Regions from separate parts of the Homo sapiens genome. Here region 2 is linked to region 1. A link is an interaction called in ENCODE POLR2A ChIA-PET data of the cell type or tissue named here. Cell type or tissue: OCI-LY7. All regions are shown on one strand.

The links. ChIA-PET counts read pairs that join two places held together with the same protein. Peaks named below come from ENCODE experiments on the same cell type or tissue, not always from the same donor. Only the 100,000 strongest peaks of a DNase experiment are listed, where the experiment ranks them.
Region 2: POLR2A ChIA-PET joins it to region 1 with 13 read pairs; 3 of 35 experiments call an interaction of 5 or more read pairs at or near these places.

The regions. Positions count from the first base shown.
Region 1 is chr1:31,999,843-32,007,842 of GRCh38, forward strand. No RefSeq gene overlaps it. Among named protein-coding and RNA genes, the nearest start is that of KHDRBS1, 10 kb to the right of the region's middle. In OCI-LY7, a CTCF peak has its summit at 3,905 (motif pointing left); DNase peaks (open chromatin) are centred at 3,909 and 5,819; H3K27ac peaks cover 426 bases.
Region 2 is chr1:32,254,390-32,262,389 of GRCh38, forward strand. All of the region lies in intron 1 of LCK (LCK proto-oncogene, Src family tyrosine kinase), which reads left to right. Among named protein-coding and RNA genes, the nearest start is that of LCK, 7.1 kb to the left of the region's middle. RefSeq lists an enhancer at 1-58. In OCI-LY7, no CTCF peak of the experiment used is centred here; DNase peaks (open chromatin) are centred at 912, 1,492 and 6,802; H3K4me3 peaks cover 3,132 bases; H3K27ac peaks cover 6,139 bases.

The sequences.
Region 1 (8,000 bases):
GAGCCGAGATCACACCACTGCACTCCACCCTGGGTGACAAGAGCGAAACTCTGTCTCAAAAAAAAAAAAAAAAAAAAAAAGAATAAAATAAACTTAGACCAATCTCTTTTTTAACAGGATATAAACCCCTAAGATAGGTAGGTCCTCTGAACTACAGGTAGGTCCTCAAACAACCAAGTTCTCTCTTCGCTCTACAACCTCTCATGTGTCTGGGATGCGCTTCTCCAGCCCTTTACCTGGCTAACTCCTGAGGTCCTTTAAGTTCAGCCTAGATGACACCTCCTCCAGGAAGCATTCCTTAACCTGAGACTGGGTTAGGTGACCCTCCTCTGTACTCCTATAACACCTTGTACTTAATCTTATTCTTATTATTTTACCCACTCTGCTCTGCAACTGCCAGTGTATTTATCTGTGTTGCCCCCCGCAATCATCAGTATCCTGAGGATAGGAACCCACATCTTATTCACCATTATATCCTTAGCCTCTAGCATAGTTCTGGCACATAGTAAATGCTCAATAAGTAAATATTTGTTGCATATTTAGTGTAGTAGTCTCCTAATTGGTCCTCATGGTTTCGTTTTTCTCCCAATTTCTACACAACAGCTAGAGAAAGCTCAGCACAGCCTACAAGGCCATGCAGCATTGTGACCCTACCTACCTCACCCACCTCATTTCTACCTGCTTGTGCTCACTGTCTTCCCCAGCCATACGGCCTTTCTTTTTTTTCTTAGAATTCACTTCACCAGTACCTGTCTTAGGGTAGCTGCACTCGCTGCACCGTTTGTCCAGAGAGCTCTTCCCCTAGTACTTGCCATGGCTGGCTTCTTCTCCCCGATCAGGAACCCCCGAGAGAGACCTTCCTGGACCATCCTACTTAAAGTAGCAACCCATCCCTTCTCAGTCACTCTATCACAGTATCTTGTTTTATCTTTTTTTTTTTTTTTTTCTGAGACTAGGTGTGCACCACCGCTCCCAGCTACATTTTGTATTTTTAATAGAGACGGGGTTTCACCATGTTGGCCAGGCTGGTCTCAAACTCCTGACCTCGGGTGATCTGCCCACCTCAGTCTCCCAAAGTGCTGGGATTACAGGCATGGGCCACCACACCTGGCCATTTTATCATCTTTCTAGAACTTATTTCTACCCTGTTTACTTGGTGTTTATCTGTCTCCCCTATGTAGAAAGCAGCACAAAAGCAGGAACCCTGTCTATCCTGTTTACCGCTTACCCCACATCCAGTACAATGGCTGGCATCTATTCGGTAGGTATGTAATAAATATTCATTGAATGAATTAATGCATGCATGCCTCATGAATGGAGCAAATGCTGCCTTCGAAGTAGTCACCTTGGGCGGGTGTGTCTATCCTTGCTCTGACAGTGCCATATTGCTCAAAGGTATTTTGGGGCCTTATCTTTTAGAACTGACTTCAGGATCACTTCAAAAGTTACACAAGCTCTTAGACAAGATGGCATGAAGAAAAAAGTTACAGAAGAAAACTAGATTCACAGCTGGGCATGGTGGCTTATATCTGTAATCCCAGCACTTTGGGAGGCTGAGGCAGAGGGTCGCTTGAGTCCAGGAGTTAAAGAACAGCCTGGTCATGGCAGTGAAACCCCATCTCTACAAAAGAAACAAATTTAAATTAACTGGGCATGATGGTACGTGCCTGTTGTCCCAGCTACTGGGAAGACTGAAGCAGGAGGATCGCTTGAGCTCAGGAGTTTGAGGCTGTGAGCCATGATTGTGCCACTGTACTCAGCCTGGGCAACAGAGTGAGACCTTGTCTCAAAAATAAAAAATAAATAAAATTTGTCACCTGTGTCAATATTTTGAAGAATAAACTTTAGGCTCTAAAGGGAATTTGCAAAGGGAAATTCAGGCACCTCTCATTCTGATGTGTAAGTTCTCCAGTGTTATGTTACTTCTAAAAGATCATCTTGTTTTACAGTGAAACTTCTTTTTTCTTTAAGACAAAGTCTCGCTCTGTCACCCAGGCTGGAGTGCAGTGGTGCGATCTTGGCTCACTGCAACATCTGCATCCTGGGCTTAATTGATTCCCCTGCCCCAGCCTCCCCAGTAGCTGGGATTACAGGTGCACGCCACCATGCCCTACTAATTTTTGTATTTTTAGTAGAGACGAGGTTTCACCATGTTGTTCAGGCTGGTCCTGAACTCCTGACCTCAGGTGATATGCCTGCCTTGGCCTCCCAAAGTGCGGGAAGTGAAACTTTATACACTAAGACAACAGCGTTTTCACTTTTGGACTGCTTTCTCATTTTAGTGATTTTTGAAACAGTTCCATTGTGAATAATTCAATTTCTAGGAAAAAAAAACACAATGGTATTTACGTTAGAAGGCATCTCAGGGTCTAAACAATTGCTTCCTTCTCTCCTACAAGAATCACTCCAATCTGATAACTTTGCTATTCTCAAGCATCTCACAGATTCTCACCAGTTTGTGCCCCTCTTTCTGTTCTTTCCTCTGACAAAATAGACCTTCTATCCTTTACCCCAGTCCCTAGTAAAATTGTATTCTTCTTTCTAGGCCCTGCTCAAACATTTGCCTTCCAGAATTCCCACCCCATCTAAACTTCCTTCAGAATTAATTCCATTATTTGCCGGGCATGGTGACTCACGCCTGTAATCCCAACACTTTGGGTGGCCAAAGTGGGTGGATCACTTGAGGTCAGGAGTTCAAGACAAGCCTGGCCAACATGGCAAAACCTGGTCTCTCCTAAAAATACAAAAATTAGCCAGGCGTGGTGGCGCATGCCTGTAATCCCAGCTACTTGGGTGGCTGAGGCATGATAATCACCTGAAGTTAAGGTTGCAGTGAGCTGAGATCACACCACTGCACTCCAGCCTGGGCAACAGAGCGAGAGTGTTTCAAAAAAAAAAAAAAAAAAGAATTAATTCCATCATCCCCTTACTTCCCACTTCCCACACCAGCTAGTATAAGCACCATGAGGGCAGGTGCAATATCTGTCTTTTTCATGACTATGTCCCCAGGACTGAGCACAGTGTCTGGCACATGGTACATGTTCAAAATATATTTGTTAAATGAATAAATGCTTCTCCATTCTATTATCTTGCATATATTACTTAGTTGTTGTTGTTGTTGTTGTTGTTTTTGAGATGGAGTCTCGCTCTGTCGCCCAGGCTGGAGTGCAGTGGGCATGATCTCGGCTCACTGCAACCTCCAGGTCCCAAGTTCAAGCGATTCTCCTGTCTCAGCCTCCCATGTAGCTGGGACTGCAGGCACCTGCCACTACACCCGGCTAATTTTTGTATTTTTAGTAGAGATGGGGTTTCACCATGTTGGTCAGGCTGGTCTCGAACTCCTGACCTCAGGTGATCCACCCGCCTCGACCTCCCAAAGTGCTGCAATTACAGGTGTAAGCCACCGCACCCAGCCTATTATTTAGTTCTTTAAATGCCTTCCTTTCCCTCAAGACTGCCAGTTTCTTCTACAGTGAGGTCCACAGCTTTACTCATCTTTTATCTCTCTGAGGCATGAAGAGGACAGAGGTGAGCCTGAGCCCAGAAGGTGGCATTTATTTTGCTAAAATTCCAAAGGTTGCTCTCAGATCAGCCAGCATCACAGTGGATTCCTTTGCTTTTATATTCTCTTTGAGCCCAAACTAAGCTTCTAATGTGAAAGGGTGGCCCTAAGTTCTGAATATTATCCCCCTCCCCAGCCCCAGGCCTGAGCCTGACTGAGCCCAAATATAGTGTCCCTTGGGTCTACATATCTCCAAATTGAGGGTGAACTCCCTTCTCTCCCTGGGCTTCTCTGACTGCCATTGCAGTCTCCTCTCCCATTCCACGACCAGAATGATCTAGGACAGGATCACTACCTCAATCAAACGCTTAAAGAGGCAGGCTGGTAGCATAAACGCCTGGGGAGTTAGAGGTAGTGCCATCTAAAGGCAGAAGCTAGTTATTGCTTGGAGGAGTATGAGCCCAGAACTCCTGTACGTCCCTAGAACATCTGATGTTTCAAGAAAAACCAGAAATCCAGAACTTTTTAAAAAATATGAAATCTCCTAATGTTTAAGTATTGGCAACTAATTCAATTTTTTAAAGTTAGGTAGGCCTAATTTTATTTTATTTTATTTTATTTTATTTTATTTTATTTTATTTTATTTTATTTTTTGAGATGGAGTCTCACTGTGTTGCCCAGGCTGGAGTGCAGTGGCACAATCTTGGCTCACTGCAACCTCCACCTCCCAGGTTCAAGCAATTCTCTGCCTCAGCCTCCCAAGTAGCTGGGATTACAGGTGCCTGCCACCACGTCCGGCTAATTTTTGTATTTTTAGTAGAGACGGGGTTTCACCATCTTGGCCAGGTCGGTCCTGACCTTGTGATCTACCCGCCTCGGCCTACCAAAGTGCTGGGATTACAGGCGTGAGCCACTGCGCCCGGCCTAGATAGGCCCAATTTTAAAACATATGGATAGGCTAAATCTAACCTGTGAGCTGTGGTGTTCTTCCCTCCTTTCCGCGTCTGACCACGTTATCTCACTGTTCTCCACTGGCACTCTATCTCCTTATCTGAGCATCAAGACTCAGACTACCTTTTTTTTTTTTTGAGACGGAGTCTCGCTCTGTCACCCAGGCTGGAGTGCAGTGGCGCGATCTTGGCTCACTGCAAGCTCCGCCTCCCGGGTTCACGCCATTCTCCTGCCTCAGCCTCCTGAGTAGCTGGGACTACAGGCGCCCGCCACCGCGCCCGGCTAATTTTTTTTGTATTTTTAGTAGAGACGGGGTTTCACCATGTTAGCCAGGATGGTCTCAATCTCCTGACCTCGTGATCCACCCGCCTCCGCCTCCCAAAGTGCTGGGATTACAGGCGTGAGCCAGCCCGCCCGGCTCAGACTACCTTTTGGCCTTATCTCCTGCCATCTTCCATGAGCCCCTCCCCACTCATCCAAATCTAGCTCATATCCCGCAACTTGCCATTCCAGGGACCCACACCAAGTTTTGTAAAGTTTTGTTGTCTTTGCATGTGCTGTTCCTATTGATATTCATTGAGTCAACAAATATTTACTGATCAGCCAATCCAGACCAGCACTGTGCTGGGGACATAACCTTAAACACCAGAAACAAAGTTCCTGCTCTCATAGAGCTTACATTTGAGTTGCAGAGATGGAGGTTACTCAAATAATCACAAAGAGGTAAATTTTTGTGTGGTTTTTTTTTTTTTTTTTTTGAGATGGGGTATCACTCTGTCACCCAAGATGGAGTACAGTGGCATGAGCTCGGCTCACCGCAACCTCCACCTCCTGGGCTCAAGCAATCCTCCCACCTTAGCCTCCCAAGTAGCTGGGACCACAGGCTCACATCACTACACCCAGTGAATTTTTTTTTTTTTTTTTTTTTGGTAGAGACAGGGTTTCGCCATGTTGCCCAGGCTGGTCTCGAACTCCTGAGCTCAAGTAATCCACCCACCTTGGCCTCCCAAAATGCTGGGATTACAGGAATGAGCCACCACATCCAGCCCCAAAGAGGTAAATTTAAAAGGTGCTGTTTTAGGAAGGAGCCATGAAAGCATGTAACAAAGGGAGCTAAGCCAATCTGCACTAGGGGGCCTGGACACCTTCCCTGAAGAAGTGGCAATTGACTATATCGGAAGAATATATAGGAATTACAGTAGCTAAAGAAAAGAGGAGTAGCTAAAGAAAGAAAAGACAAGGGACTGGATTGGAGGAAGGGGGACAGTGATTGGAGTTTTAAGCTAAGGAACCAGAATGGGTGTGGTCGAGAGGAAGCAGGAGTCTGGCTTATTTGAGGAACTGAAAAAGGCCAGGGTTGCTAAGCACAGGAACCAGGGAGGAGAATGGCATGAGATGAGGTAAGAAAGCCATGTGTAGCTGGGCACAGTAGCACCTGTAGTCCCAGCTACTTGGGAGGCTGAGGAAGGAGGATCATTTGAGGCCAGGAGTTGGAGGCTGCAGTGAGCTATGATGGCGCCACTGCATTCCAGCCTGGGCAATACAGTGAGACCCGATCTCTATAAAAAAAGAAAAGAAAGGCATACAGGTAGGGGCAGGTCAAACATGTTAACAGGACTCAGGTCTTTATCCTAAAGGCAATAGGAAAAATACTATTCTGGCTTCTGGGTTGAAAATAGAAAAGGGGAAAAGGAGTGGAAGTAGGGGACCAGGTCAGAGGTGGCAGAAGTTCAAGAGAGGCATTATGGCACTTCAGCTGGAGGCAGAGGCAGGGGAGACAGAGAAATGTGGATGGGATTTTCAGTATTTATGAGGTAAGCAACAAAGGACTTAAGAATGGTTTGTATGTGGTGGGGGTAGAGTGATGAGGCAGAGGAGGGAAGTCAGAACAAGTCTCAGATATCCAGGGTGTGCAGTGAGTTAGGGGTGCTGTTCCCTAAGATACAGACACTGAGGAGGAGCAGGTCAGTGGCAAAGGGCAGAGTGGGAGTTTGTTTGTTTATTTATTTATTTATTTTGAGACAGTCTTTCTCTGTAACCCAGGCTGGAGTGCAGTGGTGCGATCTCGGCTCACTGCAACCTCCACCTCCCAGGTTCAAGCAATTCTCCTGCCTCAGCATCCCGTGTAGCTGGGATTAAAGGCAGGTGCCACCACACCTGGCTAATTTTTGTAGTTTTAGTAGAGACGGGGTTTTGCCATGTTGGCCAGACTCGTCTCGAACTCCTGACCTCAGCTGATCCACCCACCTCAGCCTCCCAAAGTGCTGGGATTGGGAGCCACTGCGCCCAGCCTATCTATTTATTTATTTTTGAAATGGAGTTTCACTCTTGTTGCCCAGGCTGGAGTGCAATGACGCGATCTTGGCTCACTGTAACCTCCACCTCCCAGGTTCAAGCGATTCTCCTGCCTCAGCCTCCCAAATAGCTGGGATTACAGGTGCCCGCCACCATGCCTGGGTAATTTTTATTTTTTATTTATTATTATTATTATTATTATTTTAGATGAAGTCTCGCTCTGTCGCCCAGGCTGGAGTGCAGTGATGCAATCTCGGTTCACTGCAACCTCCACCTCTTGGGTTCAAGCGATTCTCCTGCCTCAGCCTCCCGAGTAGCTGGGATTACTGGCGCCCACAACCACACCTGGCTAATTTTTGTATTTTTAGTAGATATGGGGTTTCACCATGTTGGCCAGGCTGGTCTAAAAACTCCTGACCTCAGGTGATCTGCCTGCCTTGGCCTCCCAAAGTGCTGGGATTGCAGATGTGACCCACTGCACCTGGCAAGCAGCTCACTTTCTGGTTAGCAGGACAGGCAGGAAAAAAAAAAAAAAGATGATTATAATGCAAACATCACACAAGCCTCAGTGGTCTGTGGATTCAAACAAAGCCACGTGAATGCTAATCATCCCAAGTTCCTGTTCTTGCCCCAGCAAAGTCTCCTTCAAGTATTTCTGGGATTTCTCTAGGGACTTTTCACACAAGGCTATCACTGGTCACATCAGCCTTGCTCTGATCCCCTCTGCCCCTACCAAAGGTGCCTACTGTGGGAGTGCCTGATGACCCTGTGGGCAGGACTCAGACTATTATGAGGGTGGCAAAGGGCAAGCCTCAAAGTGAGTGACTCCTTCAAATCTGCGGGCCCCATGTTCTCTTTCTGCGCTGGAGCAGGCCGGAGAGAGGAAAAGTTCCATGAAAGGGGAGCTGGGCCCAGAGCAGCACCGCTAATGCCTGCAGTTTGGGTTCTACTGGGGACATGTTGAGTTTGAGGAGCCTCTGAGACATCCAGATGAGGATGTCAGGGATGCAATTGGCTTTCTGGATTTGGAATTCAGAAGTTTGAGTTGGAGATCTGAATTCCAGAGCTGTAAACATGGAGGAAGGAGTACCGGCACAGGACCAAGCTTTGCTGAACTCCCAACATTTAAATGCCCTGGCCCTCCCTCCACCTGGCCACTTCCCAAATACTCAGCTTTCCTACCTCATCTGGGCAGTTGGTCAGTCACTCTCTCCTGTGCATACCTATGTGTCTCTGCACAGTCTTCTATTAC
Region 2 (8,000 bases), 250 kb after region 1:
CATGTCTGTAAACCTCCACCTCCCAGGTTCCAGTGATTCTCCTGCCTTAGCCTCCCCAGTAACTGGGATTACAGGCGTGTGCCACCATGTCTGGCTAAGTTTTGTGGGGTTTTTTTGGTTTGTTTGTTTTTTGTTTTTTTGAGACAGAGTTTTACTCTTGTTGCCCAGGATGGAGTGCAGTGGTGCGAGCTTGGCTCACTGCAACCTCCGTCTCCCTGGTTCAAGTGATTCTGCTGCCTCAGCCTCCCGAGTAGCTGGGATTACAGGCATGGACCACCACGCCCGGCTAATTTTGTGTTTTTAGTAGAGATGGGGTTTCTCCATGTTGGTCAGGCTGATCTTGAACTCCCGATCTCAGGTGATCCGCCTGCCTCAGCCTCCCAAAGTGCTGGGATTACAGGCATGAGCCACCTCGCCCGGCTGTTTTTGTTTCTAATTACAAAATTAGCACATTGCTGTTTTAAAAACACTCAAACAGGCCAGGCACAGTGGCTCGCACCTGTAATCCTAGCACTTTGGGGGGCCGTGATGGGAGGATCACATGGGCCCAGGAGTTTGAGACCTGCCTGGGCAACATAGGCAGACCCCATCTCTATTTAATTATTTAAAAAAAAAATAAAATTTAAAACTCAAACAGTAAGAGGCATATAAAGAAATACAAGAAATGCAGCCTCCTCCAATCCCACTTCTGGGATATGCCCATCGTGAAAAATTTGGTGTGTGTCCTTCCAGATTTTCCCATGTATGGCTGCTGAAAAACATGGAGGTTAAGTCTAGTCTCTGCAGGCTGGCAGACCGGGACTCACTTCACAACTCCACTGCTCATTTGTTTGTTATGAGGCCTCAGACAAATCATTTTACCTGGTTTGGGCCTCAGTCTTTGCATCTGTAAAATGGGGATAATAATAGCACTTCATAGGATTATTATGAGAATTACATGAAATAATGCAAATAAAGGCTTAGCACAGAGCTTATTTAAAAGAATCCCCTGTATACATATGTCAATGCAAATAGGCATATACTCTGCATTCTGTTCTGCAACTTGCTTGCCATGGTGTATGCGGGATGTCTTTCCGTGTCAATACATGTCAATACAAAATACCTCATCCTTTTAACTGTTTCACTAAACGTTAGCTTGGTAAATGGTTAACGGTGGTGATTTTGAAATGTTACTTCCTGGCAAGTGTTGCTGTCATGTGCGGCCATGTTGTCGGCAGTCACAGATATTATTGATCAGTGAGCTAACTACAAGCCTTATAGCCTCCTGTGAAAATGAAGTGACCCACCAGAGGGGCACCCACCTCTGTCACAGAGGGCAGGGCCAAATGCATGGGACGCTCTCTGTCTGCTTACTTCTGCATCCTCAGCTCTAGGTCAGAATCTGGCACATAGGAGGTACCCATTAAATTTATTTTTTTTTTTTTTTTTTTTGAGACAGTGTCTCAGTCTGTTGCCCCGGCTGGGGCACATGGTGTGATCATAGCTCACTGTAACTTCACACACCTGGGCTTGAGTGGTTCTCCCACCTCAGCTTCCTGAGTAGCCTAGGACTACAGATGTGTACCACCATGCCCAGCTAATTATAAAAAAATTCTTGGCCAGGCACAGTGGCTCATGCCTATAATCCCAATACTTTGGGAGGCTGAGGCAGGAAGATCTCTTGAGACTAGGCATTCAAGACTAGCCTGGGCAACATAGCAACACCCCGTCTCTATTAAAACATAATAATAACAATACAATTTATTTATTTATTTATTTAGTTATTTATAGATGGAGTCTTGCTCTGTCACCCAGGCTGGAGTGCAGTGGCACTATCTCAGCTCACTGCAACCTCTGTCTCCGGGTTCAAGCAATTCTCCTGCCTCAGCTTCCCAAGTAGCTGGGACTATAGGCACATGCCACCAAGCCCGGCTAACTTTTGTATTTTTAGTAGAAATGGGGTTTCTACTAAACTCCCAACACTTTGGGAGGGTGAGGTGGGTGCATCATCTGAGGTCAGGAGTTTGAAACCAGCCTGGCCAACATGGTGAAACCCTGTCTCTACTAAAAATACAACAAATTAGCCAGGCGTGGTGGCAGGCGCCTGTAATCCCAGTTACTTGGGAGGCTGAGACAGGAGAATTGCTTGAACTCGGGAAGTGGAGGTTGCAGTGAACCGAGATCGTGCCATTGCACTCCAGCCTGGGCAACAAGAGCAAAACTCTGTCTTAAAAAAAAAAAGTGTGTGGAGATAAGATCTCACTATTTTGCCCAAGCTGCACTCACACTATGTATGGTCTCAAGCAATCGTCCTACCTCACCCATTACATTTTTGTCAATAGGCCAGCTCCTTTAATCCACAAGCAGCAGCCTAAGCCCAAAGTTCTCTCTTGCAGTGTGGCATTTCCTAAAATATGACCTGTACACCACTCAGGTGTGTAAGTGATTTTAGGGGATAATGGATGACCATTTACGAATGTTAATTTATGTGTTTATTTTAGTGTGCGCTGTTGTTTCACTTCTATTTATGTCTCATGATTCTGGTTTTCCATTTATGGTAGTAAAGTTTCCATTTTAGGTACATATATCAAACGTGAAAAGGTAGCCCGTGGAAGTGCCAAAAATCATGAAGGAAAATGAAAATGATCAATCATTTTAGCCTGAAAGATGTTTAAGGCCAGTGTCTATGTAGCAAGCACTATGTTAAGCATTTTATTATATGAGATCATCTATATATCACGTATAATGCTCACCACAGCCAGCCTTAGATGCAAGTCTTATTTTTGTCATCATTTTGCTGATGAAGGAACTGAGGGAAGTGCAGAGGTTTAGTAAGCTGCCCAACAACCTTCTGCCAGTAAGTCTTGTTTTTTTTTTTTTTGTTTTTTTTGTTTTTTTGAGACAAGGTCTTGCTCTGTCGCCTAGGCTGGAGCGTAGTGGCCCAATCTTGGCTAACTGTAGCCTTGACCTCCCCAATCTCAGGTGATCCTCTCACCTCAGCCTCCCAAGTAGCTGGGACCACAAGCATGGGACACAAAGTCCGGCTAATTTTTGTATTTTTTTTGTACCGACGGGGTTTTGCCATGTTGCCCAGGCTGGTCTCAAACTCCTGGGCTCACGTATCTGTCTGCCCACCTTAGCCTCCCAAAGTGCTGGGATTATAGGTGTGAACCACCACGCCTGGTGCCCTTCTGCCAGCAAGTGATTGGGAGAACCTGGATTGAATTTGGGTTGCCATGGCATGGACATGGTGAACTGAGCTTCCAGAGCTGCCAGACTCCCAGAAACGTTTATAAAGCAGTGTGGATTGCCAAGCTGTAAGTAAGGCTCCATCCTAATAAAACTGTCCATGATACAAAAAGCACACCAAAGTACCCAAGGGAGCGGACTCAGTAAAAGGGATTATCAGGTATATTCACGTTACTGGTTGGGGGACTTCTACTAAAATACCAATTAGAATAATTGCTCTATATCCCTTATTTATAGCGATACTTGACTAGCAGAATCAGTTCTATGTTCAAGACACTCCCAATTTGTGAAAATAAATCCATTTTGTTTGCATCCAAAATAATGCTTTTTTTTTTGTTCTCTCTGTGTCGAGAGGCTACAGAGTTCATTCAAAAAAGGTATTAAGCCAGGTGTGGTGGCTTGCACCTATAATCACAGCATTTTGGGAGGCCAAAGCAAGGGGACTGCTTGAGCCCAGGAGCTCAAGACCAGCCTGGGGAACATAGGCAGACCCCGTCTCTACAAAAAATAAAAAAATTAACTGGGCTTGGTGGTGTGTACCTGTGGTCCCAGCTACTCAGGAGGCTGAGGTGGGAGGATCACTTGAGCCCAGGTGGTTGAGGCTGCAGTGAGCCATGATCATGCCACCGCACTCCAGCCTGGGCAACAGAGTGAGATCCCATCTCTAAAGGAAAAAAAAAAAAAAGAGAGAGAGCGGAATTAAAGCCAGGTGCAGTGGCTCCTGCCTGTAATCCCAGCTATTCGGGAGGCTGAGGTGGGAGGATTACTTGAGGCCAGAAGTTTCAGGTTGCAGTGAGCTACAATCATGTGCTGTACTACTCCAGCCTGGGTGACAGAGTGAGATGTGAGACTCCATCTCTTTAAAAAAAAAAAAAAAAACCAGGCTGGGCGCAGTGGCTCACACCTGTAATCCCAGCACTTTGGGAGGCGGAGGCAGGTGGATCACAACATCAGAAGTTCGAGACCAGCCTGACCAACATAGTGAAACTAAAATTAGTTTCTACTAAAAAACACGTCTCTACTAAAAATACAAAAAATTAGCTAGGCATGGTGGCGGGTGCCTGTAATCCCAGCTACTCGGGAGGCTGAGGCAGGAGAATCGCTTGAACCTGGGAGGTGGAGGTTGCAGTGAGCTGAGATCACGTCACTGCACTCCAGCCTGGGCAACAGTGCGAGACTCCGTCTCAAAAAAAAAAAAAAAAAAAACCCAGCCTGTGTGACGTGGTGAGACCCTGTCCCTACTAAAAATACAAAAATTATCCAGGCGTGGTGTTGCCCACCCATAGTGCCAGCTACTCAGGAGGCTGAGGTAGGAGGATCACCTGAGCTATGGGAGGTCGAGGCTGCAGTGAGCCATGATTGTGTCACTGCACTCCAGTCTGGGCCACAGAGTGAGATACCATCTCAAAAAAAAAAAAAGTATTATGTATTTAAACAAATATGAAAAAGGAGGTAGCCCAGGACACATCCCTGATTTACCCACTAGAAATTAATTACTGACGGGGCACGGTAGCCCATGCCTGTAATCCCAGCACTTTAAGGGGCTGAGGCAGTGGATTGCTTAAGCTCAGGAGTTTGAGACTAGCCTGAGCAACATGGCAAAACCCTGTCTCTACAAAAATTAAAAAAATACAAAAATTACCCGGGCCCTCTCATTCACAGCTTCTCAGGTAAAAAAAAAAAAAGAAAAAGAAAAAGAAAAAAAAAATAGCTGGAGGCTGGGTGCGGTGGCTCATGCCACACCTGTAATCCCACACTTTGGGAGGCCAATGCAGGCAGATCACTTGAGGCCAAGAGTTCTAGACTACCCTGGCCAACATGGTGAAACCCCATCTCTACTAAAAATACAAACATTAGCCAGGTGTGGTGGCACACGCCTGTAGTCCCAGCTCCTCGGGAGGCTGAGGTAGGATAATTGCTTGAACCTGGGAGGCAGAGGTTGCAGTGAGCCGAGATTGCACCACTGCACTCCAGCCTGGGCGATAGAGTGAGACTTCATCTAAAAAAATAAAAATAATAATAATAATAATAATGATAATAATAATAGCCAGGCGTGGTGGCACATGCCTGTTGTCCCAGTTACTCAGGAGGCTGAGGTGGGAGGATTGCTTGAGCCCGGGAGGTCGAGGCTTCAGTGAGCTGTGATTTTGCCACTGCACTCCAGTGGCACAAGAGAGCAAGAGAGCAAGAGGGCAAGACCCTGTCTCAAAATAAAATAAAATAAAGAAAGAAATTATTTGCCATGCCTGCTAGCCCTGATTCTTGATATTGCTTGATATTGTCATGAGGGTTCTATGTGGGCATGAATAGCTAAGGCTCTTTATTGAACATGGGCAGCTTTGTCATTAATCAAGTCTGGGTCGGGGCAAAGGCGAAGAAAATGTTTTAAATGATTCATTTTTTTTTAATTTTATTTTTATTTTTATTTTATTTTATTTTATTTTTGAGACAGAGTCTTGCTCTGTCGCCACGCTGGAGTGCAGTCCCGGGTTTAAGCAATTCTCCTGCCTCAGCCTTCCGAGTAGCTGGGACTACAGGTGTGCACCACCACGTTCAGCTAATTTTTTGTATTTTTAGTAGAGATGAGGTTTCGCCATGTTGGCCAGAATGGTCTCGATCTCTTGACCTCATGATCCACCCACCTCAGCCTCCCAAAGTGTTGGGGTTACAGGTGTGAACCACTGCGCCTGGCCTTTTATTTTTATTTTTACAGAGACAAAGTCTCACTATGTTGCCCAGGCTGGTCTTGAACTTCTGAGCTCAAGTGATTTTCCCATCTCGGCCCTAGGATTACAGGCGTGAGCCTCCAGCCCTGGCTATTCTAAATGATTTCTGACAGATTTTGCCATGAGGTGGTCCAGAGTACAACAATGGTCTGCAGTAGAATAGTCTGCTTGTTCTTTTTTCTTTTTTACTTTTTGTGCTCTACATGTTCAGAGAAACTGAACTAAAGAAATGATCCCTAAAGGAAGTATAGTCTTGTCTGCTGTTTTTTGTGTTGCTTTGTTTGTTTTGTTTTGTTTGAGAGAGGTTCTTGCTCTTTCCCCCAGGCTAGAGTACAGTGGTATGATATTGGCTCACTGCAACCTCAACCTCCTGGGCTCAGCGATCCTCCTACCTTAACCTCCTGAGTAGCTAGGACTACAGGCGTGCACCACCACACCTGGTTAATTTTTGTATTTTTTGTAGAGATGAGTTCTCACCATGTTGCCCAGGTTGGTCTTGAACTCCTGGCCTCGAGTGATCCTTCCACTTTGGCCTTCCAAAATGTTGAGATTACTGGCGTGAGCCATTGCATCCGACCACCTGCCTGTTCTTGATGTAAAGCATTGGCCCAAGAAACTCAGCCACGAAGCTGGCACACATTTTGGACAAAATGTTCAATAAATCAATAGGTCTATAGTTGGAGGAGAAAAAATGTTAACTTAAAAATTTTTTTTAATTTAATTTAATTAATTTTTTCTTTTTTTGAGACAGGGTCCCCTGTCGCCCAGACTGGTGTGCAGTGGTATAATCACGGCTCACTGCAGCCTTGACTTCCTGGGCTCAGTGATCCTCCCACTTCAGCCTCCTGGGTAGCTAGGACTACAGGCAAATGCCATCACGCCATCATGCTTGGCTAATTTTTTTTTTTTTTTTTTTTTTTTTGAGACAGAGTCTCACTCCATGGACCAGGCTGGAGTGCAGTGGCGTGATGTCCACTCACTGCAACCTCCGCTTCCCCAGTTCAAGAGATTCTCCTGCTGGCCGGGCATGGTGGTGGCTCAAGCCTGTAATCCCAGCACTTTGGGAGGCCGAGGTGGGCGGATCACGAAGTCAGGAGTTCAAGACCAGCCTAGCCAACATAGTGAAACCCCGTCTCTACTAAAAATACAAAAATTAGCTGGGCCTGGTGGAACGTGACTGTAATCCCAGCTACTTGGGAGGCTGAGGCAGGATAATCACTTGAACCTGGGAGTTGGAGGTTGCAGTGAGCCGAGATCGTGCCACTGCTCCCTAGCCTGGGCGACACAGTGAGACTCTGTCCTCTGTCTCAAAAAAAAAAAAAAAAAAAGGGCCAGGTGTGGTGGCTTACACCTGTAATCTCAGCACTTTGGAGGCCGAGGTGGGCAGATCATGAGGTCAGGAGTTTAAGACCAGCCTGACCAACATGGTGAAACCCCGTCTCTACTAAAAATACAAAAATTAGCCGGGCATACTAGGCGCATGCCTCCAATCCCAGCTACTCCGGAGGCTGAGGCAGGAGAATCGCTTGAACCTGGGAGGCAGAGGTTGCAGTGAACCGAGATCACACCATTGCACTCCAGCCTGGGCAACAGAACTAGACTCTGTCAGAAAAAAAAAAAAAAAAAAAAAAAGAGATTCTCCTGCCTCAGCCTCCCAAGTAGCTCAAGTAGCTGGGACTACAGTCACGTGCCACCACACCCAGATAATCTTTGTATTTTTAGTAGAGATGGGGTTTCACCATGTTGGCCAGGCTGGTCTCAAAATCCAGACCTCAAGTGATTCACCTGCCTCGGCCTCCCAAAGTGCTGGGGTTACAGGTGTGAGCCACGGCCCCCGGTAGCCGGACGCCGGCCACTAATTATATAGCTGAGCATGGTCGGGTGCCGTGGCTCACACCTGTAATCCCAGCACTTTGGGAAGCCGAGGCAGGTGAATCACTTGAGGACTGGATTTTGAGACCAGCCTGGCCAACATGGTGAAACCCCATCTCTGCTAAAAATACAAAAATCAGCTGGGTGTGGTGGTGCGTGCCTATAATCCCAGCT